Regions from separate parts of the Mus musculus genome. Here regions 1, 2 and 3 are each linked to region 4. The links are chromatin loops, found by intact Hi-C in ENCODE. Cell type or tissue: heart. All regions are shown on one strand. Each heading gives the region's core, and the rest is flanking DNA. Links, peaks and the distances in the headings are about the cores only. Region 1 holds the start of Ccdc150 (coiled-coil domain containing 150). Region 2 overlaps Hecw2 (HECT, C2 and WW domain containing E3 ubiquitin protein ligase 2). Region 3 overlaps Hecw2 (HECT, C2 and WW domain containing E3 ubiquitin protein ligase 2). Region 4 overlaps Hecw2 (HECT, C2 and WW domain containing E3 ubiquitin protein ligase 2).

The links. Peaks named below come from ENCODE experiments on the same cell type or tissue, not always from the same donor. Only the 100,000 strongest peaks of a DNase experiment are listed, where the experiment ranks them.
Region 1: it touches region 4 in a loop (3-fold over the local background); 2 of 42 quality-filtered maps call a loop at or near these places.
Region 2: a loop joins it to region 4, with 2.3 times the contacts of the local background. A loop is called at or near these places in 2 of 42 quality-filtered maps.
Region 3: a loop joins it to region 4, with 2.6 times the contacts of the local background. A loop is called at or near these places in 2 of 42 quality-filtered maps.

What each region holds. Positions count from the first base shown.
Region 1 is chr1:54,247,889-54,255,782 of GRCm38, forward strand. Ccdc150 (coiled-coil domain containing 150) reads left to right here and starts at 2,795. Exons shown (of 28, transcript NM_030025.2): 1 at 2,795-2,997. The coding sequence starts at 2,941. Gm51622 (a long non-coding RNA gene) reads right to left here and starts at 2,725. Exons shown (of 3, transcript XR_003947818.1): 1 at 2,401-2,725. It overlaps Gm25829 (a small nuclear RNA gene), which reads right to left and starts at 1,320; the gene lies at 1,214-1,320. In heart, for the core only: a CTCF peak has its summit at 2,874; a DNase peak (open chromatin) is centred at 2,793; H3K4me3 peaks cover 1,564 bases; H3K27ac peaks cover 1,324 bases.
Region 2 is chr1:53,975,798-53,983,691 of GRCm38, forward strand. All of the region lies in intron 2 of Hecw2 (HECT, C2 and WW domain containing E3 ubiquitin protein ligase 2), which reads right to left. Among named protein-coding and RNA genes, the nearest start is that of Mir7681, 130 kb to the left of the region's middle. In heart, for the core only: no CTCF peak of the experiment used is centred there; a DNase peak (open chromatin) is centred at 2,824; H3K4me3 peaks cover 1,393 bases; H3K27ac peaks cover 1,443 bases.
Region 3 is chr1:54,107,268-54,115,161 of GRCm38, forward strand. All of the region lies in intron 1 of Hecw2 (HECT, C2 and WW domain containing E3 ubiquitin protein ligase 2), which reads right to left. Among named protein-coding and RNA genes, the nearest start is that of Hecw2, 84 kb to the right of the region's middle. In heart, for the core only: no CTCF peak of the experiment used is centred there; a DNase peak (open chromatin) is centred at 3,794.
Region 4 is chr1:53,905,026-53,912,919 of GRCm38, forward strand. The region is part of intron 13 of Hecw2 (HECT, C2 and WW domain containing E3 ubiquitin protein ligase 2); the gene reads right to left. Among named protein-coding and RNA genes, the nearest start is that of Mir7681, 60 kb to the left of the region's middle. In heart, for the core only: a CTCF peak has its summit at 4,255 (motif pointing right); no DNase peak of the experiment used is centred there.

The DNA.
Region 1 (7,894 bases), core at 1,308-5,307, 340 kb after region 4:
CCTTGACCAAGGTATCATTGAGAAGAGTGTTGTTCAGTTTCCACGTGAGTGTAGGCTTTCTGTTATTTTTTTTGTTATTGAAGATCAGCCTTAGTGCATGGTGGTCTGATAGGATACATGGGACAATTTCAATGTTTTTGAATCTGTTGAGGCCTGTTTTGTGACCTATTATGTGGTCAATTTTGGAGAAGGTACCATGAGGTGCTGAGAAGAAGGTATATCCTTTTGTTTTAGGATAAAATGTTCTGTAGATATCTGTCAGATCTATTTGTTTCATCACTTCTGTTAGTTTCAGTGTGTCCCTGTTTAGTTTCTGTTTCCATGATCTGTCCATTGGTGAAAGTGGTGTGTTGAAGTCTCCCACTATTATTGTGTGAGGTGCAATGTGTGCTTTGAGCTTTACTAAAGTTTCTTTAATGAATGTGGCTGCCCTTGTATTTGGAGCATAGATATTCAGAATTGAGAGTTGCTCTTGGAGGATTTTACCTTTGATGAGAACGAAGTGCCCCTTTTTGTCTTTTTTGATGACTTTGGGTTGGAAGTCAATCTTATCAGATATTAGGATGGCTACTCCAGCTTGTTTCTTCATACTATTTGCTTGGAAAATTGTTTTCCAGCCTTTTATTCTGAGGTAGTGTCTATCTTTTTCTCTGAGATGTGTCTCCTGTAAGCAGCAAAATGTTGGGTCTTGTTTGTGTAGCCAGTTTGTTAGTCTATGTCTTTTTATTGGGGAGTTGAGACCATTGATGTTAAGAGATATTAAGGAAAAGTAATTGTTTCTTCCTGTTATTTTTGTTGTTAAAGTTGGCATTCTGTTCTTGTGGCTGTCTTCTTTTAGGTTTGTTGAGGAATTACCTTCCACCTTGTTTTTTCTAGGGCGTTGTTCCCGTTCTTGTATTGGTTTTTTTCTGTTATTATCCTTTGAAGGGCTGGATTCGTGGAGAGATAATGTGTGAATTTGGTTTTGTTGTGGAATACTTTGGTTTCTCCATCTATGGTAATTGAGAGTTTGGCTGAGTATAGTAGCCTGGGCTGGAATTTGTGTTCTCTTAGTGTCTGTATAACATCTGCCCAGGCTCTTCTGGCTTTCATAGTCTCTGGTGAAAAATCTGGTGTAATTCTGATAGGCTTGCCTTTATATGTTACTTGACCTTTTCCCCTTACTGCTTTTAGTATTCTATCTTTATTTAGTGCATTTGTTGTTCTGATTATTAAAAATATGGAACGCTTCACGAATTTGCGTGTCATCCTTGCGCAGGGGCCATGCTAATCTTCTCTGTATCGTTCCAATTTTAGTATATGTGCTGCCGAAGCGAGCACAAGTCAACATTTTAAAATTAGTTGAAAATTTGGAGGGAGATCAAAAAAAATAAAGTGTGTCTAGTCTCTTCAAAGACAACATTAGAAGCAGAGTATGGCAATATATGTTTGAAACTATCATTCAGGAGGTTGAAACAGGAGAATTTTCTTGAGTTCAAGGCCAACCTAGACTATATTAACATGACTCTCAAAAAGTAAAAACCCAACAAACAAATAAACAAAAATATCCACCCAAACCAACCACAAAATTAGATGTTGAATGTGATGAATTTTCAATTAAAGAGAAACCGAATCTCTAGCTGATAAATTTATTATCAATATTGAAAATTTTAAATCCATTTCTCCAACTTTGCAATTGTTTGACCTAAATTCTTACTTGCCAGGTGATGGACACAAGAAGTGAAAGGCACCGACTTAATTCAGTTTAACTCTCTGACTACTGCCTAATCGGGAGACGTGAGCTTGTGAATTTTCTCATCTCACCAAAGCCTGAGGCTTTTCTGGGGAGTGCATACATGTGTCCTTCATCTGTTCTACAGAAAAATCTTGTTGAATGGAAGTGAAATCATATATACACTGAAAATTACCAGCTTTTTTTTTTTTTTTTTTTTTTTTTGCACTAATGCGTTTTCATTTTTATGTTTAAAGTTGTTTTTGAACAAAGGCATTTCTTTTCATGGGTCATTCACAGTCTTATGAATGTCTTAACAGCTGTGGCTCAATGGGCAGGTATCCTCCCCCCTGCTCAGGAGGCCCCAGTCACCAAAAGAATCAGAATAGCATTTCTGTCAAGACACCTGCGAAGTGACAACTCTCAGACTCAACTCTCAGACTAGGTTTATCAGGTTTATTCCCTCAGCCAGAAGGAAGAGCTTTGATTGCCCTGTGTGGGGTACCAATCATTTGGTCCTGTGTCCTGAAACTCAGGTGAAGTTGAATACCACGTTCTTAACTATAGGAGGGTTTTCACGAAGTGTAAACACTTTTAAGGCAAAACTGAAAAACATGACACCTTTTTTCTCCTTCCCCGGCTTTTCCCTTCTTTCCCTTCCTTCCTCCCTTTCCACCGGCTTCGTTTACCTGTCAACAAGGAATCAAAATCTACGCTGAAGAGACAGAAGACTAGAGAGTAGCGTCTGCGTGGCTTACTCTCTACCTGATCGTTATGAAAGAGGACCGAGTGGATTCTTTTGACAAGAACGAGCTGATTTTTTTTACATTCTTGTGTTCATTAACAAAATATTTGTTAGTTTCTCATAGTTCATACGTTATTTGGTCCTCTGGTTCTCCAACAACTGAAAACATCTGATCTTGGCCTCTTCTTGCTTCCTGCAGGGTGCGCCTAGTAATTAGGGCAAAGCCGACCCAATCGAGGAGAGGGCAGCAACTACGTTTCCCAGCGTGCTCTGCTGGAAACACAATGGAGTTTGGCGTCATCCGGGTCACGTGGTCTCGCGTTTCCCGGAGCACTGAGGGATTCCGGCCAGGGTCCCTCCCCAAGTGGAGGGCCCTGCTGGGCCGGGAAAACTACACTTCCCGGCATGCCTCACCTCGGGTGCGCCTGCGTGCCGGAGCAACCCTGCTGGCGAGCGGGTTGGTTTAAAGAGCTGTTTTAGTTCCATGGAAACAAACTTGCTGCCTGGAGGACCGAGCTACGGGCTGTTGGATGAATCAGGGGTGAGGCTGCCGGGCCCACACAGGAAACTGAGGTGGGCGGCTTAGGGGGAGAGACCACGCCTCAGAACAAGGTTCCTTTCCCTCCCAGCCCGAGTCCAGTCCGGCCCTGGAGACCTCTAGAGCCTCGGTTTACCTTGCTTCAGCACCCTGCCTGGCTGTGAAAACAAGCCAGGTTAAGTTGGCCTTGGTTGGACCACAGCTGCAGAAGGGTGGCCAGCCGCTGAGACCTCTACTTTAGTTGCTGTTCCCCATTTAGGTATACAGTTAGTTGAAGGTTCCTGGCGAAGGCTTTTTCAACATTAAGGCATGGTTTTCTGCCACTTGTTATCCTCCCTGGTTTGCTTCCTGGACGTGAGGCGTCTCCATTTGTATTTGTACACTGTTTCTTGCTTGAGCGGAGATAGATGTTTGTTAAGTATTGTCGTGTTTGGCACCCACAACAGCCAAGATACTATGCTAGGCTCAACAACACCAACAAAAGGATTGTAACCCTACGTGAATCAACGTGGGTCAAACACAGATTCTTGGGGTTTTGTTGGTTGGTTGGTTGGTTGGTTTGTGGACTTCCCCCGTGCTAGGGAATTATACACAGGGACAAATAAAGGGCTATTTTAAACTAGCTGCTTTCCAGGCACCATTTGGGACATAACACACACCCGTTTCCTTCCTCCGACAGAAATTGCATGCTCCGCGACAGTAAGATCCATTCTGATGCTGACAGCAGATATCTAGAAACCCTTTAGAGACATGAATACAAATGTGGTGTCTCTCAGTCTATGCTACAAATGCCATAGTACGATTAATGCCAATAACCCCTTTTGCACACGACTTGGTCCATGGTTTGATGAAGACAAGCAGGCACTTCACCTGCATAGGACTAAATTCTATTTTGTCATCTGAAGAGAGAGAACTGAAGCCAGAAGGTAGAAAGGAACATACAAGACCTAAGATGGGAGGAACCTGGGTTATTGCACAGCGGAGTGCCTGCCAAGACCATTTGGTAGTGTGTGCCTGTAATTCTAGCCTTGGGAGGTAGAGACCTGAGGAGAAGTTTAAAGTCATCCTCACATCGAGTTTGAGGGAAGCTTGAGCTACACAAGACCCTGCCTCAAACCTAAAATAAGTAAATAAATAAACCGTAATGAGATGCATTTATGTATTCCTTCCTTAGCAGACCCTTCCTGGTAAGCTTGTGTGTTTTTTGAGATCCCAGAAAGGCAGCTTTTTTCTTTTGCTGCCTCCTTTCTCCCTTTTTCTGGTTCTGACACCAGCCAAAAATTTGCCCTTAACACTGGTCTCTGGAGAGGCCTTACTCCAGCGACCTGGGTAACTCCTCGTGCACTCCCGTGGACAGGCTTGTCTTCTGTCTTTACTTTTTGACTCAGAAGCATAGCTTTCTCATTCTCCCTTTCCCTCCCCTGACCTCCCCCCCCCCCCATTTTTTTCCCTCTTCCCTTTTCTTCCTTTCTCTTCCCCTCTGTGTGTGTGTGTGTGCACTCGTATGCATAGGTGTATATGTCTTTGTGTCTATTTGTTTGCGTCTACATGCAGGTCTTTCCTGAACACTCCTTACATTATTTTGAGATAGGACCTCTCACTAAGCCTGGAGCTTACCAATTTGGCCTGCATAAGCTATGGCATCATGAAACCACCAAACTGGGCCATTTTGTGGCATTTTTTTTTCCACATAAATGACCATTTTTCAGAAAGCGATTTACAGATTCAATGAAATCCCAACCAAAACCCTCATCTCACTCTTCAGAGAAATAGAAGAAAAAAAAAAAACTATTCTAAAACTCATATGGACTCACAAATGATCCCAGAGAACCCAAACAATCCTAAGCAAAAGAGAACATTGCTGGAGGGTAACAGTTCCAGATGTTAAGATTCATCACATAGCTGTGGTAATAAAAACAACATGTATGGTACTGGTATAAAAACTGACACAGAGGAACCAAACATGAGTACACAGCATTTCAGGCGCTTAGTATTTTACAAAGATGCTAAAAGCAAATGCTGGTGAAAAGCAACATCTTCATCTTCAGCAAATAGTGCAAGCATGAAGTTAAACCTGGGCCTATCACCATCAGTCCTGGGAACTGGACTCAGGTCCTCCAGAGGGGCACCCAGTGCTCTTAACTGCTCAGTCATCTATTTGTCACCCAGACAATATACTATTTCTTGAGATGCCTACAATTGTGATGGTCATTTAAATTTGTGTGTGTGTGTGTGTATGTGTGTGTGTATAGACATATATATGTATATACATATGTATATTACACTTTTGTGTTTATATTCATAGATGTTCTAGCTTGGTTTTGTTTTGTTTTTGTCTACTTGACACTATAGTCATCTGAGAGGAGGGAACCTCAATTGAAAAAAATGCCTCCATAAGATCAGGCAGTAGGTAAGCCTGTCCATCATTTTCTTAATTCATGGTTAATGTGGAAGGGCCCAGCCCATGGTGGGTGGGACTGTCCTGCTTAGTCATCCTGGGCTCTATAACCAGGATGAGCAAGCCATGATGAACAAGCCAGTAAACAGCACCCCTCATGGCCTCTGCATCAGCTCCTGCCTCCAGGTTCCTGCCCTGCTTAAGTTCCTGCTCTCATGGCTTTCAGTATGAACTGTTACATAAAAGTGTGAACAGGAATAAACCTCTCCCTCCCCACATTGCTTCTGGTCATGGTATTTTGATGCAATGATAGCAATCCTAACTAAGACAACAGCGTTAAAAATTGTGACAATAAAATGAATGGAAGTAAAATTTACTCCACAATTATCAAATAATTCTGTGTTTAGGGGTAATATGTCTAAAAGACATTCTAGGCCAGTAACTTCCAGGAAACACACACACCCCAATATCACAAGCAATGTATTAGCATTTGAAAAGGGAACTCTTACTTCTGTGGACATATAGACTCCATTCCTACACTGAATAATAGCTATATCCATTTACTACCAGTTTAAATGAAAGATATCAGCTGGTGTTATCTATCATAACCAACAGAAAGTGGTTTTGTTAAAACCAAGTAATTGCCTCACATATCTAACAACTATTTTCTGAATGTTCATTGCCAATGAGATCTGCTATAAGCACAAGAGAGGACACGGGGACCAGACAAAACTCCCTGACCCTATGGAGCTTGTCTGTCAGCTGAACAAAGACGGGATGGAAATGAGAGCAACTTACGCAGGCCGTGAACGCCATGTGAACACCACTGTAACAGTTCTGGTTTTCCCAAGTGACCAATCACAGCATCAGAGATTGCTGTGACATAACTTTAACTTCATCAGGCTGGCTACCCTATCCCAGATGATACAAGCACAGGGGTAAAAGTAGGAGGACCAGTTTGGAGGCTATTTGATAATCTAGACAAAAGCCTCTGCAGCTGCCTGGAAGCAGGTAATAGGTGGAATAGTCACACATGATCAGATCCAGACAATGTTTCTGCTTTGCTGGTGGGTTAGATATGAGCAATAACAAAAGAAGCAGCCAACTTTATCTAGCAGTTTATTCCCTCAATATATACAAATTATATATTTTGGGTTGTCTTTCCTGTGTGTGTGTCTTTATCTCTTAACAGGTTTAAAGTTTTCATTATATAGATTCTTCCCTTCTGTTTTAGTTAGAGTTTTATTGCTGTGAAGAGAGATACTATGACCATGGCAATTCTCATAAAGGAAAACATTTAGTTGGGGTCTGTCTTACAGTTTCATGATGCCCATTATCATGGGAGGAAGCATGGTAGCATCTAGGCAGACATGGTTCTGGGAGATAGAGCTTAGACTTCTACCTCTTGATCTGCAGGCAACAGAAGGAGACTGTGTGCCACACTTGGCCTAACTAGAGCAGAGGAGACCTCAAAGCCTGCCCCCATAGTGACACACTTCCTCCCACAAGACCACACCTGCCTCAACAAAGCCACACGTCTTTGAAGTGCCACTTCCTATGGGCCAGGCATTAAAACACATGAATCTATGGGGTCATACGGATTCAAATCACTACAACTTCCTTGGTTAGGTTTATTCCTACATACAGTATTTTCTTTGAGTACATTGTGAATGAGAATGTATGTTGGTGCTACATAGAAAAGCTATTTATTTATGGAAGTTGATTCTGTGTTCTACCATGGTGCAGATCATTGTGCTCCTGTCTGCTAGAGCTCTTCGTAAAGATTTTTTGATGCATCCTCAGATGCTGTCTATTTTAGAAAATCTCCTATGTACTACTGAATAGAATGTGTATTCTTTGATGTTTGACTAGAATACACGGTTAGATATTATATCTACTTGATATATGTTTAATTAATTTTGATGTTTATCTGTTTATTTTTTTTTGTCAGACGAATTGTCTATTGGAGAAAGTGGGATATTGAAATCACCTACTATTAATCATGTTAATCTATGTCTTTAAATCCAGAAGTAGATTTCTTTTTTCTTTTTAACAAATTTAGGTGTTCTGGAATTAGGTGCATGTATGTTTAGGATAGTAATTTTCTTCTTGGTTAATTCTTCCCTTGATTAGAATGAAGTGTCCCTTTTTATCTCTTTTGATTAGTTTCAGTTTGAAGTCTATTTTGTCAGATGTTGGGACAGCCACACTTGCTTGCTTAAGTTCTTTCACCTTAATTTCATTGATCTGTTTCTTTGTGTTTTATTTAGATTCCTTGAATTACTTGATGAAGTTGAAATCATGATTGTTCTTCTAAGTTCTGTGTCCTAGAGTTCATCTAGGTGGTTCTCTTTGGGTTGGTCAGAGTTTTAGAGAAGATGCTGGCTTGATCATTTACACTGTTTGTATTCTTATGAGGAGATCCGGGCATATTGGTTGTTCTGAGTTTGTTGTAGACAGGGCAGGTTGGGGAAGCAGTGTAGGTGTGGGGGCATATTGGGT
Region 2 (7,894 bases), core at 1,303-5,302, 70 kb after region 4:
CCCTAAGACCATGTTCCTACACACTGCATGTCACTGTCTGCCATACCACTGCAAGCATCCACACTGAGCATGCTGGAACGTCACGGACTGGAAGTTTAAGGAGGGAAGAACAGAGTTGTGGCACATGTAAATCTCCACCCTTAGAGCAAAAGGCCACGGACCCAGCTCTGACTCTAGTTCAGCAACCCCGGAAGGTAGCTTAGTCACCTCTCACCTCTCCACATCAAACCACCATCATATAATTTCATTCTTTAGGTCTACCCTATGCCCCTCTCTTTATCCAAACAATTCCTCAAAGCCCAGCTTTGTACTCAGTCAGCACAGAAGGCTCCCAATCTCTATACCTTAGCAGAAACCTCAATGCAACACCACATCTACATCACTAGCACTAAGTCCACATGGACTTTCTATGTGTCAAGAGAAGTGTGCTTGTCTTCACGTGCAGAGCTTATCCTGCAGATGCAATGGGTACTGCACCTCTGACTGTCGAGGCAGCAGTTTGACTACAGGAGCGAGAAGTTTCAGCTTCACTTCTCCATTCTATGGCACGCGCTTTGTTTCCTTAGTGTATAAAATTCTAATGGTACCTGGCTTAGAAGGGTTGCAGTGAGGATATGAATAGACGGTGCAAGCCTGGAAACCACGGGAGTGAAACACGTACATTTGTAGAACTTTTCATCTACCTCAACCTTCTTTCAAAGGAAGCCGATTTTCATATGCAAAGCACATTCCTCCATGTTTTCACATTTTAGTTTTTTTATTTCAATTTGTGGTGTGTGTCCCCTCTCTCTCTCTCTCTCTCTCTCTCTCTCTCTCTCTCTCTCTGTGTGTGTGTGTGTGTTTTCTCATGTGTTTGGATATATGCATCTGGAAGCCAGAGGACAACATCAGGCGCCATCCTCACAATGACTGAGACAAGGTCTCTCCTTGGCCTGGAGCTCACCACTCAGGCTAGGCTAGCTGCCTACTGAGACCCAAGGACTGTCCCAGTCTGTTGATCCAGCACTGGAGTTAGAAGCACACACTGCCACACTCACCAATGGGCTAGAATGGCTGAGCTGTGAGCTCCAGGGATCCTCCTGCCCGCCCACCACTGCGGTTACCGTCATGTGCTGCTGATCCCAACATCTTACACAAGTTCTGGGGATCTCAACTCAGGTCCCCATGCTTCCGTGCCAAGCACGTTACTGACTGAGCTTCTCCTCAGCCCCAAACTCTTCTTTCTTAACCAACACTTGCCACAAGGCTGCACATCTGGCACATGTGCTTGTATGTAAGAATACTGTATAGCAAGTAGAAACTGCCACAAGGCACATAGCTCTGTAGACCTGCCTGGTTCTGGAATGGAAGTCACTCAATGCTTAATGCACCTTAGTCTAGTTCTATTAGAACCACACAGAGGTGCCCTCTTCTCTCTACACAAGGAACGCAGAACAAATTTTTCAGCAGCACGTGTACAAGACGAATGACAATAATGGGTTTTGATTACAAAACCCTTCTTTATCGTATTTTTAAAAACCAAAACCAAACCAAACCAAACCAAACCAAAACAACAACAACAACAAAAACCTTTCCAGAGCTGGGAGCAGAAGTCAGTTGAAGAGTGCTTGCCTATCACATAAACCCAAGGATTGATTCCTAGAACGTCATAAATTTTGCACAGTGTCGCATATCTGTAAGCCCGGCACTCAGAAGGTAGAGGCAGGAAGATAATAAGTTCAAGGTCATCCTTGGCTATTGGAACTTCAAGGTCAGCTGGAATACATAAAATCCTGTCTATCTATCTATCTCTGTGTCTCGGTGTCCCTGTCGCCTTGTGTCACCCATGGATAACCCCCTTTTGTTTTTAATTTTAATATCATTGTTACATCATGGTCTCTGGGACACGTCTCCACAGCTCGTCCACAGACTGCTTCCTTTGAAGAGAAACATGCTTTAGCACCTCATGCCCTGAAAGAAAAGCTTCAAATTTCACACAAAAAAAATAATAATCAATAAGTAACTTTCTCCAGGGGCAGATAATCTAACCTGCTTTAGGCTCAGAGTCTCAGCACTTTAAAAAAATATTCCTGGAGAGAGAAGCTGTACTTACCACACACAGTGAAGCAATCCACTCAAACGGGGCTGGTGGGGGAGTGGTGGTGGGGGCTTCAAAAAGTCAACAAGGGGACTTCCTGTTTCCTACAGAAGTTTCCTGTCTTAATCCCTGCACTGGTCTCCTGCACCATGCTGTCAAGTACTAAATATGGCAAACACAGCACACAGCTCACTAGTCACCACTGGTAACCAATGGAGAGGACTACACTGAAGAACTTCTCAGAGAGAGGCACAGAGAGGCACAAACCTACACTTGGACAAGGAAGTCAAGTAGGAGTCCAGACTTTTCCTGTACCTTACCTTTAAGAGTCCCCAAGAGTTCCTCTGTGTCTTTGCTAGGAAGAATCCATCAGCTCGATCCCGGCGCAGGAAGCAGCAAGAGGGATATGTCACATTCTGCTTAAAAGCATGCACCTGGCCTAGACCCTTGGCAGCTTCGTCACAGCGGCAGCCAGAACCAAGGCCACAGCAGGCCCGGAGTCCTCAGGTGTTCCTGGGGGCCTGCCAAGTCCACTTGGCTGATGCTCTGCCTCTCCCTGCTCCTCGGATGTTCTAGAAATGAAATACTAGGTAGAACTAGAGGTGACCTATACAGAACAGTCCTGTCCAGCTGAGAACAACACTGAGCTGCCCTGGCCACACATCAAGTCTTGTTACTGCCCAGGCATCCTAAGTGAAAAAACACATCCCATTATGTCCCTTCTGCTGAGGCAGATGTGGCCACTCCCTGGAAAGGGTACAGGATGTAATCGCCCCATCCTCCCCTCGGCTTCCTTCCTTTGCTTTTCCATGGGAGAATTCCAAGGAATGAGTTATACACACACACACACACACACACACACACACACACACACAGTCTGATAGAGTCTGGACAGAGAAGCTGCTCTCTGGAATCTCTAGTACACCACTCCCATTTATCAGCTATGGCCTTCCCTGAAGCTAGTGAATGGACTGGGAGCAGCCACATCAGTCCAGTGAGGAATCTGTAGACTTATCACCTCAAATTATTAAAAAGGACTAGAGCCTTTGCAAACAATATATAGCTTTAATGAAAGTCTCCAAACAGTCATCAATTCAGAAGTTATCTTCTGACCTTACTTTTAATGAATAAATGGCTACAATAATAAGTATAGCTAGTATCAGATTTATATGTACTATATGTAATTTAAGTAGATAGAAAATAAAATAATTCCTTATAACTCTCTAGACATTCTTCCTGTTATTTTACCCTCTCCTCTCTTCTGTATTAATCTCCTTCTCCCCTCCCTAACTAAAGGCCCCATTCCCCCCATCAAATCACTTCAACACTACTATTGTCTCTATCACTCCCCCTCCTATGACTTCATTCTGCTTTCCTGGTTTCCATAGTTACTCCAGGTTATGTATTCACATCTGAAGATTTGGAGCTCTCTGGGTCAGGACTACCTCTCTCAACATGATCTCTTCTAGGTTCATCCATTTACCTGACAATTTCATTTTTCTTTATAGCTGAATATTACCCCAGGGTGTATATGCTCCACATTTTCATTAACTATTCATCAGTTGAAGGACCTTCAGTTTGTTTGCATTTCCTAGCTGTTGTGAATAGAGCAGCAATGAACATGGCCTGAGCAAGCGTCTGTGGAGTAGGATGTCCAGTCCTTTGGGCATATGATGAGAGGAGTGGTATAGATGGGTCTCTCTTTCCAGACACACACACACTCTCTCTCTCTTTCTGTTGTGTGTGTATCTGTATTCCCATCTGAGCTGACAATGCTCCAACTCAAGAGCCATAGACTATTTAACAACAACAACAATTAAAAACCAACCAAACAACAAAACACAAAAAGGTGTGAGAAGCTCTGTTTTGAGTTGTTCATCAGGATTTCCAAGAGTCTGCCAAAACAGTACAGGCTGTTTCTGTTATACTCAGTTGCCTCCCAGAGGCTGACACCACCATGGATTTCATACACAAAACCTGGAGAGCCTAGATGGATCTGACCTGAAAGCCTCCCACCTGAAGACTAGCTTTTGTGATACCAGAAGGCAGCATGAAAACACTCAAGAAAGGGAAGCAACCAGGCATCCTACCTATCTAAGATCCCTATGAACTAAAGCAATGATTTGCAAGACATGATAGCCCAAAGGTTGTCATACTGGTGCATATACCTTGGCAGTAATCAATAGCTCTTCTAACTGGAAGGGACACTCAACAAGAAGAAAATCATGTCTGGTCCTGGAAACCTAGCCAACTACCCAAAGCTAGCCTTGGATAAAGAAGGAGAACCCACTTTATTAACCAAAAATAATTCTTAACTCTAAATAATTATCTTTATATCAACAGATAAGTATAGATCTCACCCTTCATCAAAGAAAAATTTCCTTATAGCAGACAGATATCACAGAAAACCACAACTGATTAAAATGCAGAGAGGAAGTGACCGTGTGTTGTCCAGCCCCAACTGATCTGCAGCCCAACCCCCCCACCCCCAACCTAAGCCTCAGGAATTATTTCAGAAGAGGCAGAAAGATAGCAGGAGCCAGAAGATAGGAAGTGTGATGTCAGAGCTCATCTCCTGGAAATAGCAGAAGCTACACATGTGAGGTCTCACCAACATGGCTGCCTCCACAGTACCCATGGAACCTCAATGGTAGACAAAAAACTACAAACAATTGAGGAATGCTGAGAGCAGGAGAAATGGTTGTCCCCAGAGCACACCAACTGGTCACCCAGTACCAAATGGCCAGCCCCGAAAAATACATACATGTAGCATATACAGACTTAGCAGACTATAGTTTTGTATTTAGGAATACACACACACACACACACACACACACACAATGAGAGAGAGACAGAGAGAGAGAGAGAGAGAGAGATACATACATGTAACATATACAGACTGAGCAGACTATAGTTTTGTATTTAGGAATACACACACACAATGAGAGAGAGACAGAGAGAGAGAGAGACAGAGACAGAGAGACAGAGAGAGAGAGAGAATAATTAAAGAAGTGGACCATGATTTTGAGAGAGTACATGGGAAAGGCTGGATGGAGGAAAGGCAGAAAATTTCAAAAATAAAAATATACAGCTTGTACCCTTGCCTCTTTTTTTTTTAAGATTTATGTATTCATTTTATGTATGTGAATACACTGTCACTGTCTTTAGACAGATGAGAAGAGGTCATCAGATCGCACTATAGATGGCTGTGAGCCACCACGTGATTGCTGAGAATTGAACTCAGGAATTCTGGAAGAGTAGTCAGTGCTCTTAACCACTGAGCCATCTCTTCAGCCCCCTTGTCTTATACTCAAAAGAGTTTGAGGGGGAATACCCAATTCAGACTCATTAGTATTTTAAATAGAAAAGTGCTCTGTGAAGCTATGAGCCCATCTGTATCACACCCTGCAATTACTAAGTACTTGCTGAATGCAATCTAAGACTATAAAACCTTTCCAACGCCTGCAGGTAAACAAGGTGAAATGTCCTAGTGTTGTGGTGAGTTTCCTGTGGAAGGAGGTAGATGGGGTGTCAGCTCTCCCTTACAGCTGGCAACTGCATTTTCTTCTGTGTTGTTCCTGTGACCCTAACACCCACTTCCTGGATGCTCTAATGATCCACTGAGCTATGCGAGTTCTGGTGCTGGAAAGCCCACCAGCCATACTTGACAAACCCCGAGCAGTCTTGGGACAAATCATCACGCTTTTCCTGCGTGGGGAAACAGTAGCAAATGTAGATAGAGTGCCTACTATGTGCCAGGAACATAAAGACTTTGCTTTTAAAATGGTCTCTGGCACACAACTGCATTTCCAACAGTGAAGAGGCTGAGGCACAGGCAGCTCAAGTTTGAGGCCAGCCAGAGCTAGGCACCCTGTCTGTAAAAACAAAACAAACCAACTAACCAAACGAACAAAGCAACATTCTGCTGACTGCTACCGCAGTGCTCTAAGAATGAAGTCGGTAGCAAGGTTAGACCCACGAACAGAGGAAGAGACCGCAGATTCATGATTGACATGATTTGAACCCAGATCGAAACAATGCTCAAAGCCAGGTGCTTGTACATTATTCTGCCTCCGTCAAGTAACACTCCTGAAAACTGCAGCATCTTAACTAACTTGCCAGTGGGTTCATAATGGCCTTAGTCACTATTAGATCAGTAAATAGGCCCAGAAAACACTAATTCAGTCTCTTTATTAGCATCAAAGGTGGCTGTAGCCAGTTTACAGCAGACTTAATAACAGAGTGTCTCTGATCTCATTCTCAGTGAAAAACAGTTCAAAACCTTGAGTTCTCGGCCGTTTTCTAGTGAGAGAACAGCAGATTCCCCTGGGCTACTGGAAGGCTCACAGTACAGGAATAGGTCTCCAGGCCTGATCGTCATACATAGGTATGGCACCTCAGCTGACTCCCAGATTCTGGACCATCCATTGTCTTAAATGCACCCACCTCCCCCATTCCTATATAAAGGATCCTGCTTGTCCCTAGCACAAACTACTTTTACAATCGATTTCAAATTTACTATATACCCAATACTGTACATAGAGCAGGAACTAAATTCCCAATTAACAAGAAGATCTTAATCGCCAACCAAAGAAAACACATGGTGGGACTCATGGCTCCAGCTGCATATGTAGCAGAGGATGGCCTAGTCGGTCATCAATGGGAAGAGAGGCCCTTGGTCCCGAGAAGGCTCTATGCCCCAGTATAGGAGAATGCCAGGGCCAAGAAGTGGGAGTAGGTGGATTGGTGGGCAGGGGAGGGAAGAGAGGATAGGGGGTTTTCGGAGGGGATAGCAGGAAAGGGGATAACATTTGAAATGTAAATAAAGAACATATCTAATAAAGAAAAAAATAAGAGCTTTAAAGTATGGGATATGGGGAGACATTAAGTGCTGGCACATAGGAATCACACCAACACATGGACACATTTGTTTCACAAAGAGGGAACTTTTAAAACACAGGTAATTTAGACATGACACCTCCTCCATCATGGTAAACAAATGTACTGAGAACATAACAGTCAGTATCGACCCCAGAACCTTCCTATCCTATTTCTTTCTCCAGCCTACAGTTGTTTATGAGGGATGTCAGAGAAATAAATAACGGCATTAAAATGGGGGAGGCACATTCATAGATCACCACTGTGCTTTCATTACTATGATAAAATGACTTTGTGTGGTACGAGGCATGGCAGATACAGAAGGGACATGGTCTAAACAGAAGGGACATTAAATATGCAAATATATAGTATGAGGGTACATTTTACACAGGGAAAAGAGAAGGCCTGAGTGTGAGCTGCTACCCAAAAGACCCAATCCATGGACTAACAGGAAGGTCACTCAGCTGAGCCCTGAATGATGCTGACGAGGTTTGGAGGAGAGGAAAGGGAGGTGATCCCTCATGGAAGGGCAGGGTAGTGGCCCAAGGGCAAAAGGCTGTGCTGTGCTTTTCAGGATGGCAAAGGATCAGTGTGACCAGAGCACAGAGGTGGAGGTGGGTAGAGGAGCGGGTAGAGGGGGAGAGGGGAGGGATTGAGGCATGGGAGGTGGGGGTGGGGTGGGGTGGGGAGGGCAGGCTCTAGGAATTTGAAGTATCTGCACAGGGAAAGAAGTTGAAGGCTAAGAACAAAAGAATGGAAACTGGTCCTTTCTCCCAGCTCCACCAGATCACTCCCTGAAACCTCAATTGATTATTTTTAGAGTCCCTAGCATTCAAATCTATTGATTCCAAGGGATGCCCGAGGGAAGCACTATGGTTTGTGGCTGCTGAATGGATTAATCTTAGAAAATTAAAGATACCACTTAACTAAAGTAGCTCA
Region 3 (7,894 bases), core at 2,052-6,051, 200 kb after region 4:
TCCACACCACATCTAGCCTATGTTTTAGCAGTGAGCTGTAAACATATCAGTCACTCACATCTCCAAACAACTAGGTACCATAGCTTGTCAGACACCATGAAACCTGAATGCAAGGTGAAGAAAAGATGTCACTGTTGGTACCTGTCTTCAGGAATTCTCAGTTAAGTGAGGAAGACAGGCCACACCCCCAATGATTGCCCAGATCAGTGCATACCAACCAGACTTGGTCTTTAGGATCCCCCAAAAAAGAAGAAATGTGGGTATATTAACAAACATCAAATTTTATTTCCAAGTTCCAATTCTAGGATCTATTGTTTTCCCCCCAAAATAAACATGTTCAAAAAAGTACGTTTACTATTTTTTGAGGTAACTTTCATCTCCTGGCTTCTTTTTATTGAACTTTGGTTTATATCATCACAATTCCTCAAGCAAACAAAGCCTTTCACCCAAGAAAGGAATGCAGATTGTGACATTTGACTAGAACTCTATAGCTTACCAGCAAACGTTTATGAGTAAATAGCAAGTATGCATTCAAATACTGAAGCGCTTGGGCGCTTTATTTACTGTATTCATCGTTGTGTCCCAGCCCAGCTCAATCCTGGGTGCAGCAGATGCCACACGAATGACTGCTGGCCTGAATGAATGAATTACAAGGCCAGTGTGCTAGCTTACAGGTGAGTCTGCTAGGCTCCTCCCAGAGACACACCATCACCTGAGTGTGGCTTATAAAAGAACTACTTGTCACCCACGTTCTCCTCTCTCTCTCTCTCTCTCTCTCTCTCTCTCTCTCTCTCTCTCTCTCTCTCTCTCTCTCTCTCTCTGTCCTTCTTCCTGTCCTTCTCTGTCATTTGTGCACCCCCCACCCCACCTCCACCCCTGCCGCCCTCACAGCTCTGATCCTTATTCAGGCCCTTACTCCCCTTCCCTTCTCTCAAAGAAACTTCCTTTATATCAGATTTGTTATACTGCATGATTTCTCAGGGCACACCTTGGCATGGGCCTGCCAGGTACACACACACACACACACACACACACACACACACACACACACACACAGCTGTCTGTCACATTACATTTCATAACAGTGGTAACTGGTAACAATGCACCCACCTAGCACCAGGAAGGCTAGGCATCTTGGACCATCAAGAGCTATTGTCACTCTCAATAATTTAAAGATGTATAAATTTTTCATTTATCATTCTACTGTATTTCTCAGTTATTTAAATATTTTCAGCATATATCATTTAAAGAAAAAACATATGACCATCACATGACTCTACCACAATTTGTTTCTTCATCCCCACTTGTTACATAGTATATAAAAATATTTGTTTTATGGACCTTTGAGGGTACTAAGCACTCTTAACTTTTTTCTCCGTCCTCTCTTCCTTCCTTCTTCTCTTTCTTCCTTCTTTCCTTCCTTTCTTTCTTTCTTCCTTCCTTCCTTCCTTCCTTCCTTCCTTCCTTCCTTCCTTCTATCCTTCCTTCCCTCTTTCCTTCCTCCTTCCTTTCCTTCATTTTGAGCTAGGGTCTCACTATGCAGCCTAGCTCACCTGGAGCTCACTAAGTAGACCAGGGCGGCCTAAAGCTCACTTCGATCCACCTGCCTCTGCCTCCAGAACACCAGGAATAAGGAAGTGAACCACTTCGCCAAGCATCATCCTTAACTGTTTTAAGCCATACTTGTTAATTTAAATATTTGATATAAATATTTATATCATAAATATAAGTAGTGGCATTTGCATCTGACAGTTACAAAGCAATGGAACCCTTTGAAGGCTTGAAAATGCTAGAAGAAATGGGCTATTTAGACCGGCCCTGTTTTGGAAGGGGATGCCAGTTTTATTTTTAGAATCTACAAGCAGCTTCATACACACTTTATCTCTACTGCTAATCTCTCGAAGGCTAACCCAGAGTCTCCATTCAGTAAATTTTCCACACTGAAGTAAAGCACACAGCTGGGCTTGTTTCTTACTGTTGGGCTCAACAATACATTAAAATGCTCGCACTTTTAAAGAGATAAAATTAACTGAAAGCATACGCACTAAATACCTAAGTACTAATGCTGACCAAAATCTAACCCCTCCCTAAGGATCTCAAGTTACTCAAAACGTTCTTTTCCTTCGGGAATTTGCTTAATTCCATTGTTCTTGATTGTTCTGGGTTGAGGATCCTGTTCCATGACCTTTCAGCAATAGCTGGCTTTGCCTCCGCCTAGCCCCCTGTGTATTAAATTTCTCCTCTTTCTGTTTTTGCTGCTGTTGCTGTTGCTGGTGGTCCCTGGGGGGAAGTTGACTAAGTTCTATACAGCCTAGACTAGTTGTTAAATATTTAGTTTTATTGTCAAATATCCTCAAAATGTCCCTTTTCACAAAGAAAAAATGGATAATGCAAACCCTTTGCTCATAATTAAATTTTCTAGATGAATAGCACCGCCCTTACCTTTACAATTCCAATGTAAGAAAAAAACAAATGAACGGAATGTGAGGACTGCAGGAGATGTTGTTGTTATGAAATATAATGCAGTGAAGGTGTACCTGGGGGTTCCATGCCAGCAACACTGTGCTTCAGATCTGAGACCACTACTTGTCATCAACTGCGGTCTCTTCACTACTCACACGGGTTTCTGCTCCTATATAAATGTAATGGCTTAATTACAAAAATGAAGACTTTAATATTTCCCTCTCATTGTTCCTCAGCAAGAATGGAACTAGTATATTTTGACATATTATGTTAGATAATGAAGCAAATACACCTCATTAATATGTAAAAAGGCTTTTAATATTAATAAATAGCAAAGTTACATGTATATCCAAGAAGTTGGGGGCCCTGCAATATGACACAAGTGAAAAGCTTGTGGCCAAACATGGTGAACTAGGTTCAATCCCAAGGACACATGTGGAGGAAGGGACAAGCTGACTCCTAAAAGCTGTCCTCTAACCTCTACAGATGAGTTATGGCATGTTTGGACATGTGTGCATTACAAATCTTTATAATTTATCAACAGTAATGCTTGCTTTATGAGCCCATCTTATATATCTGTATGCTCAGAGTTGCATAAACAATGCTTTCTTGGTTTACTAGCTAAGATCTAGCACTTGGCTATCACCAACCTTTAAGGGAAGAAAAGTCCAGATCTCACTCTCCATCACTTGACCTTAGGCAACGTCTCCTTCATACACATCTTTTTCTGACACATGACCTTTGAGTATTAAAGGATATGAGCAGAGAAATAATCCACACCAATAGGGGAGTAGCACAGAAATAATGCCAGCAAAAGGCAGCTGTTTCTCTCACTAAGAGAATAAGTGCAGAACCCGGGGTCTCACTGGAGAATCCCAGGAACATTTCCCAGGTACTTTGTTTTTTCAAACAAAGATGTTTTCAAATAGTACAATTAGAGCCAGCCAGATAAAGTGGTACACACCCTTAATCCTAGAACTCTCAGGAAGCTAAGACAGGAAAATCTCAATTTGGAGGCCTGCCTGGACTTCACAGCAAACTTTGTGTCTCAAAATTAAACTTAAGTGAACAATAACAACAAAAATACCACTGCTAATTTCATTATACAATTTAGCGTCTTAAGACTATCAACTGTTGCTTTCATAAAAACTGTACATTCTCTGTTTTTCTGAACTCACTGCAATGCTCTCAGGGCAGCCCTTGGGAAGGACTTGCCTACACGGCACAGGAAGAATGTGAGGCAACTGTAGTCCTCCACCTCATCTCCATTCCTGGCCATGTTCCTGCTAATTCCTTCTGGCTTCCCCAACACCCAAGTCTCCCACAAGTCAGCAATGCTGACTTTCTAAGGCTCGAGGTTGCAGAAGCCAAGGTCAAAGTTGACTTGGATGGACAGGCATGGGCACCAGATGGGAGGCATGGCTCTAAGAGTGAGAACAGCCTTGTTTTCCTGCCCTAATTGGCTAGGCTAAGTCATATCCCAGAATAAAGATTTTTTTTCTCATCAAAATATAAAAGACAGAGAAATTTAAAAAAAAAATGACTCTAAGAGGAAACTGCCTACTCTACTTTTACTTACAAAATAAGTTCGCTGTAATTAATCAAGGCACAGAATTTTTGCATGATACAAAGTACTTTGGCAGTCCCAGCAGAAACATGTTTTTAACGCCTCCTTTTAAGAAACTTTACGTATCAGCATGACAATGTTAAATTATATGTTATGACAGACCACGAGTGCTCCGGAGACATTGTCTTTACTGTAAAACTCTTTTCTCAAATACTGTAGCACGTCAGAAAGAAGTTGACAAAACAGAAATTGATTCCTTTTTTTTTTAGAAATAACCAACCAATTCTCAAATTAACACTGCAACCCTAAGTTTTTCATGTGCTTCATATTAGGAGAGTACAGGGTTTCTTCTGCTTTGTTTATTTTTTAAAAGATAACTTTTTAAATATAAAGAAAGCCAGGCATGTTGGTTCATCCCATTATCTTGCCATGGCGTACCCAAGGCAGAAGAATAGAAAGCGCAAGTTCAGCCAAAACAACAAAGACCCTTGCTCAAAATACATAACAAGTAAATTAATTACTTAAAATGTAGATTATTCTCAAAATCTTCACCTACATGTACTACATGTACATATCAAGCAACTCAGGTTTCAAATTAAGTGTCAGTACAGAGCAGCTCCTGGTTTGGTCACAGCCTCTACACTTCTCCTGAGCACTTGAGACAGTTTACTGCACTTGAGACTTCCCTGGTTAGAAACATCAGCAACCATAACAATTTCTAAGTCTCAGTTTCTATACAGTCCCTCAAACGAACCAAGAGCTCCCTAAGTCACACCACAAACACCTCCAGCATATCAATGAAAGCACCCTTCAGTAGTAATCCTTGCATTTCCTTGACTCTGTCTCATATGACTTGATTTTTTTAAATGTTTTTAAAACTTCTAATGCATATACGAAAAAGGTCATAAAATATAATAGTTTCATTTTGCTTTAAAAAAAACAGTTTAAATGGGCAGTAACAATCACAATGGCTGTCTGGTAATGTATTTCTTACATATTTGTCTTCTACTTTGTTTCACATGTCCGTAGTGTAGTTTTGTTTGTCTCTTCCAAACCTCATTAAACTGCATATAATGAGTATGTGTGGTAAAAACCCAAATGGGGAAATAACTGTGATGTTCCCATCCCTCAGAGAGAAAATATGCTACTGATAAATGGCAAATAAAAACACATACCAAGCTCACATAGCTGAGGGTGCCTAATACTATCCCTCAAATTCAAAGTTCAGATGAGCCCAAAAAAAACAAAAAACAAACAAACAAACAAATACTCAGACACTGGGAACGCCCTAGTACAACTGCCTCTTCAGCCCGTTACACACCACTGCAGCCAGTGGCACTGCAAGGACCCTTCCCTGGGCAAATCTTCCCTTCCACTAAGCCACGATCCCACAACCCTTCATCCATCCAGTAATTATGTCAGGCACTGTGCTAAGGAGTGAAGGATCCTGGCAGATGGAGCACCTGTATGGGTGAGCACCTGTATGCTCTTTGCCTGGCTTGATCCTCCTCAGGACTGCAGATGGGGCAACATGAGAACTGGATAATGTTCTTTTTAGACCTACCTCTACCATTTGCAATTTTCAGAGCAAGAGCAAAACTGAAGGCCTAATATCCATGTCTAAATATTTGAAGGTGATAAATTAAGCCAAGTAAATATTCCTATTCTTATTTATTGAACCTAGAAGATATGGTTAGAACTGATTACACTAGCCAGATTGTAGTGGTACTAAAAATACCAGGCTCTTCTCTCTCCACTCTGAGCTCTACCCTCTTCATAACTTTGGAGTGCATCATGCTCATTTGCACTTTCTGCAAATAGCTGCCCATTAGAAATCCCTTGGGCCCAAGAAGGAACACACTGCTTCCCAGGCTAGCCTCAGGCAAAATCCTATGAATACACTCAAGCAAATAGCATCTGCAGGCCTGGAGGTTTGTATCAGGAGAATCATGTACCTGAAGCATCTAGATGTATTCAAGAACGCAGGACCAAGTTCTAGGTGAACACACTCCTTTGGCTCTATGGAGTCCCTGTGACACTATGTGGACAGAAAAGACTAAAGAGGTCAGAAAGGAGGTGTTTCTACCTCAACTCTGAGAGCAGAAATGGGCCGAGAAAGTACAGTGGCAGATTGGATGCTTTACTATCAGCCAAACAATGAGTAGAAAGATAATCAGGAAGAAGAGAAGACCTCCTGTCCACTGCTATCAGGTGGCCTTTCACCAGTCCATCCTCACGTCTCTTCCACACAGAGGGCCAACAGCTGAAAAAGCTAGGAAAGAGAAAAGTCAATATTCTGTTAACAGGTGTAGTGGGTTTCTGTCGTAGCAAAGGTCATAGCCCAGAAGAATCTGCTAGAGAAAATGATCAGGAAAACTGGGAGAGACTTGACATCCATCAGCCACCAAACCCAGACACTATTGCATATGCCAGCAAGATTGTGCTGAAAGGACCCTGATATAACTGTCTCCTGTGAGGCTATGCAGTGCCTGGCAAATACATAAGTGGATGCTCACAGTCATCTATTGGATGGAACACAGGGCCCCCAATGGAGGAGCTAGAGAAAGTACCCAAGGGAAAGTACCCAAGGGTCTGCAACCCTATAGGTGGAACAACAATATGACCTGACCAGTACCCCCAGAGCTCCTGTCTCTAGCTGCATATGTAGGAGAAGACAGCCTAGTCGGCCATCACTGAGAAGAGAGGCCCCTTGATATTGCAAACTTTATATGCCTCAGTACAGGGGAACACCAGGGCTATGAAGTGGGAGTGGGTGGGTAGGAGAGCAGGGTTGGGGGAAAGTATAGGGAAATTTCGGGATAGCATTTGAAATGTATATAAAGAAAATATCTAATTAAAAAAAAAAAAGACTCGAGTGCAGTTCTCAATCTCAGAAGGAAAACAACACAAACACAAAACACACACTCAGCACAGTTTTGCTCTACTGGTTTTTTGTTGTTGGTGGTGGTGGTTTGTTTTGTTTTGTTTTGTTTGTTTGTTTGTTTGTTTGTTTTGTTTTGTTTTGTTTTCAAGACAGGGTTTCTCTGTATAGCCCTGGCTGTCCTGGAACTCACTTTGTAGACCAGGCTGTCCTCGAACTCAGAAATCCGCCTGCCTCTGCCTCCCGAGTGCTGGGATTAAAGGTGTGCGCCACCATGTCCGGCTACTCTATTGTTATTAATTTTATATGTACAAATGTTTGTTTCTGAAATTGCTTGCTATATTTTACATTCACCTCATTTACTCTTCAACTTTACCAATTATTATTACTAGCCACAGTTTTTTTTAATGATTTTATTTTCGACTACACGTGTATATGGATGCCAGATCCCTTGACATCCCTGGAAAGAGAGAAGAGACTTTTGAAAGTTGTCCTCTGACTTCCACATACACTCACATACACATCACACAAGTGCTTGTGAATCACGCACTGTGGGTGCTGGAAACCAAATTTGGGTCTTCTGCATGAAGAATAATCACCCCAAACCACTGAGCCATCTCACCAGCCCCACTATCTACAATTTTTATTCAAAAAAAAAAATACAAAATTAAACCCTGAACTCACAAAGGGTATGCAAGTTCCTGAGAAGCATAAAGCCAGAAAGCCCAGAACACACCACAGTTCTACATGAGTCTGGAAAACTATAGTTACGGTAGCCCCACTCCTGAGTTTCCTGCTGGTGGGCTGCGCCTCCAGATGGTCATAGGAATCTACAGAAAGAATGGTCAGCCATGACTCCATAGTGTTTTAAACAGGCTTTTAATGACTAACTCAAAATAACAGTAATAGCATAACAATAACCACACTTTATAGTTTAAAAATGAACTTTCAGGGTCAACTAGATGGTGCAGCAAGTGACTACA
Region 4 (7,894 bases), core at 2,337-6,336:
ATGGTTAGAATAGCTCAGAGATCATACCCCCACTGTTTTGTTTTGGTGTTGCCCCCCCCCACCTTGCTGACACACACACACAGCTGCATTTATTAAAATACCACTCTACCACAACCAACAAAAGGAAAAAAAGACCGTCTTGTCATAGACTACAGTTTCAACTCATTATCAAAGTCTGCAAAGACTGCTTATATCACAGACTTTCCACATACTGGTTATTCAACAAATTCATGGGCTAATTCATGTGCTAGGCAGCAGACAGGGAACACCTCTATGGGATCTATGTTCTTGAGTCAGCAGGAAGATGCTATCCAGGAAACTGACTAGGCTAGGAATGATCCACCCTGGAAATCTATCCTTCGGGGACAGAGTGAAAGGGCTTCCAGGTCCCCTTATCTTCAGCATCTCAGAGGTACTAGGAATGATTGAGTCTGTGGAGGTTCTTTGGGCTTTTCTTCATGGGCTTTGCTATTTCTTCCAGTCTAAGACAGTCCAGAGTAACCCCCAAAGACATCAGAGTACCTGGAAACTGTGTCAATGTAATAAGCATTTACTGTCTATGCTGTGTCCAGTATTATGTAGCTATTAGTTCAAAAGATGAATACATGTGACAGCCACCTATCTCTCCAGGGTCCCTCAGTGTCGTCACATTCAGCTCACAGAATTTATGAGCCATTGAGAATCCCTGTGTAGTTTTCTTCCCTTTGGTGTAGAAAGAACAGAAACTGGGTACTCTCAAGCCTGGCTAGTGAGTGTTTTGGGATACAGAGAACCCTAACAACCCAATCTCGAAAGAGAAGTAACCCTTTGTTAGCTTAAGTCACTGGCATGTGTTAGCTCCTTCTTCGTGTGCAACATGTGTTCTCAGTAGCTCCTTGTCATAAATAGATTTTGCTTTGCCTTTAAAATATTTTCCCTGTCAAAGCACATAGAAGGAGAAAGAATGGGAAGGAGGGAGGGAAGAGAGGGAAGGGAGGAGGGAGGGAAAATGAAGGAAAGGGGGAGGGAGAGAGAAAGGGAGGGAGTGTGATTATCTCTAATGAACAATCTCCAATCTTAGTTCCTTAAACTGGAGTCTCAAATACCTTGAAGTATTTCAACCCTCTAGTCTAAATGAGAATTGTTTTTGATGGCTAGAAGCAGTTATATGGTCTAGAGCCTCAGTACTGCAAAGCAGGCAGGACTCAGGGGACACAAGAACATGGGGGAACAATATCATGGAAACAGGGAAGACTAACAAAATTCTCTGGGGGTTGCCATCGAGAAACTTGGGCTAGCTAACAGTTTATCCTGTGGTTACCCCTGCTTTGAAGTTTTCACTGCCACTGGCAAGCTCTCACTTCCTGCACTGGCTCTGCGCTCCTCATGTTTGCACACGAACATGCAAGCTTCAATGCCAGAGACCACACCAGTCTGTGTGGCTATGGCAAAGAGTTTTCAAGTTGTACTCTCTAACAAGGCTCTCAGGGAACAAACTTGCATGATGATTGTGTTGAAGAGACCATTCACTGGCCCTTGTTCTAAGTGGGTGTGCCAAGCAGTCAGGGCACAGTGATTCCTAATCTAGTGCACCAAGCACAGTCCTCCCATCTACTAAGGAGAGGCAGCAGAACTCCAGGAGAGCAGGACGAGGCAGTTAGGGTCAGGAGCCCATGCCAGCCTTGGGCTTGATGTAATTCCCTGTGGATGGACAGCTCCTTAAGCGTGGGAATCTTACCTGGGTCTTATAATTAATTATATCCTTTTATCTTCCTCCTCTCCACTCAGTGAGACACATAACACAGTGCCAGGTTTGACTGGTCTTGGAAAAAACATCTATCAAAGTAAATTAAGTGTAAGAAGTATTTTCTCCTCATTAGTAAGTAGTAAACAACCATTAGATTCACAGCCTTTTCAAGTCTATGAAAAAAACACTCATATGACTGTCAGGGTCTAAAGAAAACACTACATTTTCATAAATAAAGTATTTTGAACAAGCATATATGTAAACATATAGCACATACAGTGTTGTGTGTATATATGTATATATACACACATATACAATGTATAATGTGTATGTATGTATATAGAGTTATAGATACAGCTAAAGCTTAAACGGATATTTGTATTCCAGTTTACATAAAATTATGTTGTTATAGCTGCAACGACAAAAACACTTAATCTCGTTTGCCTCAATTTGGTCAACTGTGAGAAGGACTAATAATAAGCCTTCTAATTTTTTCATAACACAGTAAGACTCAAAACCAGTAGAATAAAGATTAAGAAATTGCTTTGAAGAGGTAAAGGCCATTATGAAATATATGATATATGTAATTAAAAGGCTGTATGGGGGATTCTCCCAATCTAGCTATGTTAGAACAGACAAATATAGTAGTAAAACTATTTTCTACTTTCAGCCTTTGAAGCTTGTGGGCTGGCTGCCCACTTTCTATTAACTGAGGGGGTCTCATTACCTGTCATTAACTATGTGCTAAGTTTTGCCTGTGTGAAACTCTGAGGACACACAGACCAGAGCACTCAAAAGCAGGAAGATGGTCCATTAGAGGGAGAATAACAAAAGTCACAAGGGCGAAGAACATGCTAGAACAAACTGGCAGAGGAAGCAAAGAGACACTATGCAAGTGGGTTCCGACTGACCGAGTGGGCCTTAGTGGTGTGGTGTGTGTGTGTGTGTGTGTGTGTGTGTGTGTGTGTGTGTGACTCTGGCAAGGCCCTGCTTTAAGACAAAAGAGGGCTCCTCATTTCCCCTCTGGGGGTTAGTGGTTCTAGTTAGGTAAATGGATCGATTTCTCGCCCAGAACAGTAGGCTAGAACACAGACACATTTCATGACCCAATCTCATGGCTCTGCATGGACAATCTCACTGGGATTCTGAAATGTGGAGTCCACTGAAGTGAACTGAGCAGGCAAACGTTACATGGAGAGCAGCACCTTTAAATGATTTCTGACCAACATAAAGTTTTGGTTTTTCATCATGGGAAGAAACACCCCTTTTAGCCATTTCCTTTGTACTCCAAGATTGCCTTTCCCATCCTCTCACCTTTCCCAGCCTCACGCTTCTGTGATGTCCACTTCCCAGTCAGAAATCAGGACTCCATGGCTGACTGAAGGGCTCCATTAGCAGAATTTTGCTAAAACTAATCCCCTTAGAGTTTAAATGTGTCATCTCTGGCTACTGTGTAAGGCTTTGGAAGTTTGAAACTAAGTTAAAGGGAACGCTTCTTTGGTTGTTTGGCAGCAAAATATGAACCGCTCAGTTCTTAGTATTCAACCACAGTGCAACTGTGGGCAACAATCTGACGCTTGATCAGTTGATGTTGAAGCTCCATGTGGTGGCCAAAGCTCCTGGAGTTCTGGATTTCGCCTAATTCTGCCAGTTTCAAAAATGCCACTAACTCCACCACTCCCAAACAACACCTTCAGCTCAGAAAATTTCCACCAAGCATTGGTGATCTGAATTTAGATTTGGAAGATAACCTCAGTGACTTGCTAGCAAATGCCTGTCATGTTTATAAAGAGCAAGTGTCACTGATGTTGTACATGACTCACTAAGCAAAACTTACTAATAACAAAAGCAAGAAATGCTGGTTCCAGAATAGGCCAGCTAGTAAATGGAAAGAGTCCTGTGTGCTACAGTCTGCATTCATACTATGCTTAATTAATTTGATTTTAGATCTTATAATTTTAAATTGTTTCACCAGGTTTTAAAGTGATTCACAATAACCCGGAGGAGAACTTACATTAGTAGAAACCCCTGTAAACTGGGTAACAGAAGTAACTCTTAATGCCTAAGAGTATGTTTAAGATGATATTTATAAACTTTAAAATAACTTTTCTTTATTAAGAACTAAGAAATTTAGATAAGGAATGCATTTCTTTTTTCTTTTTTTCTTTCTTTCTTTCCTTTTTTCTTTTTCTTTTTTGGTTTTTCGAGACAAGGTTTCTCTGTATAGTCCTGGCTGTCCTGAAACTCACTATGTAGACCAGGCTGGCCTCGAACTCAGAAATCCACCTGCCTCTGCCTCCCAAGTGCTGGGATTAAAGGCGGGCGCCACCACGCCTGGCTAGGAATGCATTTCTAAAGACCATTAAAAATCAGGGTAATAATTTTAGCATGTATGTTGAAAATATCATTCTGCTACATATAATTAAATGTGCTTATGTATAATGTAAGTTAGACAAACACAGGCATCTCAACTCTAAAACATTGGGCAGGAGTAACAAAATCCTGTGTTAATTTGGAGACAATTTTGATCTCTACCAGAAGAGGGCAGTAGAATCTGCGTGAAAGTTACCATAACACAAGGCAAAGCATGGAAACCTCTCAGTTTGCTTCATTGCTATGGAAACCGTATGTCTGTCTATGTTTGTTTCTCGGTACAGATTTTGCAGATTGCTGCTTTATGAGATAGGCTTTCCATGCTGACTTTTCAACACAACTTATTTTTCCAAACTGTTTTAATAAACAAGGAGAGTTTCAAATCTCAACACTTAATTTTGAGTGTTGAATATTTCCAATAACATAGATAAGGCTTTATGGAAACAGCTGTATACCACAAAGAATTCAATCGAAAACTAAGAAAATAAAAAGTAAATTAAAAATTCAGGAAAGTTTACTTTATAATATTTGCTGCTTATTCTCCAAATAAGAAAAACAAAATAACTGTATCTGTAAAAAGATTATGCCTATACATCCATACCTAAGACCTTAACGAAAATTCTAGAAACTTTAACGTGTACCAAATACAAGTCAGAAAATAAGACTTCCTAACCCACAGAATTTAAATTTTATAGACATGCATCTTTTTAACCAGTAATGAACACAGTTTGGGTAGAAGGAAGGAAAAGATAAAGTAAAAGCTAAGCTTTTAGAGAGGAGTATTTTAACTAGAGATGCGCTCTCCAGAGAAAGGAGTTTTAAAATCACACCCGAGTGTGGAACAGAGAAAGCTAGCACCTCATGAAAAGAGAGTGTGCAAGAAAGCCTGAGTTGAGCTGCTGTATGCCAGTGTCCAGGGCTTGCAGGCCTCAGCTTCTTCCAGGCATGCAAGGCTATGTTTACTTAATTACCTGAAGGACCACACAGACTCCTGGGACTCACTGCAGCCCTGTTAGACCAGAGCCTGCAAGTAACCCACAATCTGCATTTATCTGAAAAACAAAAACAAAAACAAACAAACAAACACCTGCCCAGTTAAAAACCACAGCTTTGAACCACAGCTCAGCAACTGGTTAATGATACTGCAGAGACAGGAGCTTGTAGCTGACAACCAAGGCACAGAAGTCAGAAGCCTACTGAGTGATGCCACTAGTAGTCTGAACTCACTGTGGGTTGGAAAGAATTCACACTGCAGGAAGTGGCAAATGAAAACCAGGGCTTGATTCCTTGTTCTGTGACCTGTCCAGACTATGGGCCAACTGTCTGACTACAAACAAGGTATTGCAAAAGCCCTCCCGGCACACAGATCTACATACTGGCCTTGTCTTACAATGTTTATTCACTGCCCCTTTACAGAGAAAGTTTTGTAAGCCAAAGAAACTGATAAAGATGACAGGCTAGCAAAACCTCACATCAAATTGAGCTGTTGCATCAGAAACAGCTCACAGATACAAAGTGAAGAAATGTATTTCCTGGCACAACTAAAAGGGCAATGGCCTCAGTGGCAGGAGTCTGGGGGTCCAACTCTCCTGTTTTACTGCTGTCAACACAAAGCACTCCTGTTCCAATATACTTGTACATTAATAAGGGTGGCAAAAAGCAATAAAATTGCATTACTGTTACTTGTAAAGCATGCACTATAATTCCTCTATATAGACAAATTTACTTTTTAAAAAATGCACAGATACATATACATGAATGCAGACAGCCTCCTCCCCCATACCATAGAATCTCATGTAACTCAGGCTGACCCCTGCTTGCTAGGAAACCAAAGGTGACCTTGAACTTGTGATTCCTTGCTTGCCTCTCTCTCTCCCTGGGCTTAGTTACAGGAATACATCATACTTAGTTCAACTGGGTAGGAACCCAGGGCTCTGGGCAGACCAAGTGAGCACTCAAACAAAATCTCTACTGATATGCACCGGTCCAAGGCGCTTCTTTGCCTAGTCAAAGGGCCTTCCACTTGCCTGCCTCATCTGGAATGAACTTTGAGAAATCCACGTTGCTCCCGCAGAAGAAACACATTTAGAATAAAGTTCTTGCAAAGCCTAAATTTATTCCCAGATCATGTAAACACTATATTCAGAGTTTGTGTTCAGTTCTCCAAACTTGCTGTGTAGCAAGTCAAACTCCTTGTCCCCAAGGCATAACTCTGCTTAGTAAAGAGGCTTTGCTGTCCCTTGATATCTTGTAACCGTGCAGACGCAGCTCCCTTGGAGTTAGTGACCTGTTGGCCACCCAAGCCCCCTGAAGTCCACACTGGTTGTTCCCTGCCCTCACCTCTGTCATTCCACATTATTAACATTTTCTCCATTAGTTATTGTTCTGCTGACTCCATCTTACTTGGCCTGTCTTATTTACCACTCTACTCCCCAAGTCTGGACCATTCCAGGGAAATCAAAGGGATTTAATAAACACGGAGAGAAGGAATGAACAGACAAACAAATGAAAGCTTGAGTTATCTAAGCCCAAAGTCCTTCTGTGTATAGCATGATAGTTTTGTGTCTTGTGACAATTCTAAATGTTAGTTTATCCCAGGCTCTCTCTGTACCAGCACCAGGCTGTACTGCGACCCAGCTTCAGTGATTTTCACAAGAGTCATGAGTATCTGCCTTTACAGACCCTGCTCCTTTATCTAGAATGCTCTTGGTATCAGTGTTTCTAGAGTAAGCTCCTATCCAGCCTTCAGAACCCTTTGTAAATGCATTCCCAGCCATAGCCCCTTCCCGGTGCATTCCCAGTCACGATATACACTCACAGTCTCCACCCTTGCTAGTGCACAATCATCAAAATGCTGGAATGTGTTCTCACAGCTGGGATTCCAAGACCCACAGGTGCTGTTGCGTATATGTTCCTAGAACTTGGCTCAGTGCCTAGTATACAATCAGGAATAAATAAAAAGTTGGCAAATGTGCAAAAGCCTTCACCCTCTCACAGGCTGAGGACAAATACCATACTGTTCATGCTTGCTCTCTAATGGAGTCCTTTTGGTTTCTATTTAAACCAGGATATAACAAAGGACATAAACCTCTAATCCAGCTAGATGCACATGTTTATAAAGTTAGGCGGAAATACATAAGTATCAGTATCCAGGTACACAGAAACCACCACACAGCCATCTCCAGCCACTGAGACCAGGCCAGTGTCTACTTTCCCCTTCAGTCTAGTCTGATCTCTCTACGATATTTAATTTGTTTTGCCACATTCAACATTTTCCACTTCATTCTAACATCCGTGTTATTATCACTTACTAATGTGAGGATGTTCCCATTCAGGATCATCTTCAGTGTCTAATCGGCAGTTCCTAACCCACCAGATCTTTGCAAAGATTCTGCAGCTACTTCCTCTCCTGCTGGTTCCTTCTCTACTCCAGGCTCCTCTTAGCTCAAGCCCTGATAAATGGATTCTACCCAGCTGACCTTTTAGGCAATGTTTCCTTATTTGATGTCACTCTGTATACAATGAAGATGGTCTCTCTCCCATTAGTATCTTTAGCAAAGCCATTCCCTGAGCTCAGAGACTCCTGGGATGATTCCCTCACACCAGCTGGCTTGTGTCCCTCTCCTCATACATCTGCTGAAACCTAATCACCAATGATGACTTTCATCAGGACACGGTAACTCATTGGTGGATGAAGCATAATTCTAAGTACAATTAGAGCCTCCTAAAAGCAGAACTGAAGACAGTCCTCAGCAAGGTGCCATCATACATGAACAATATTAGCAGGACATCACC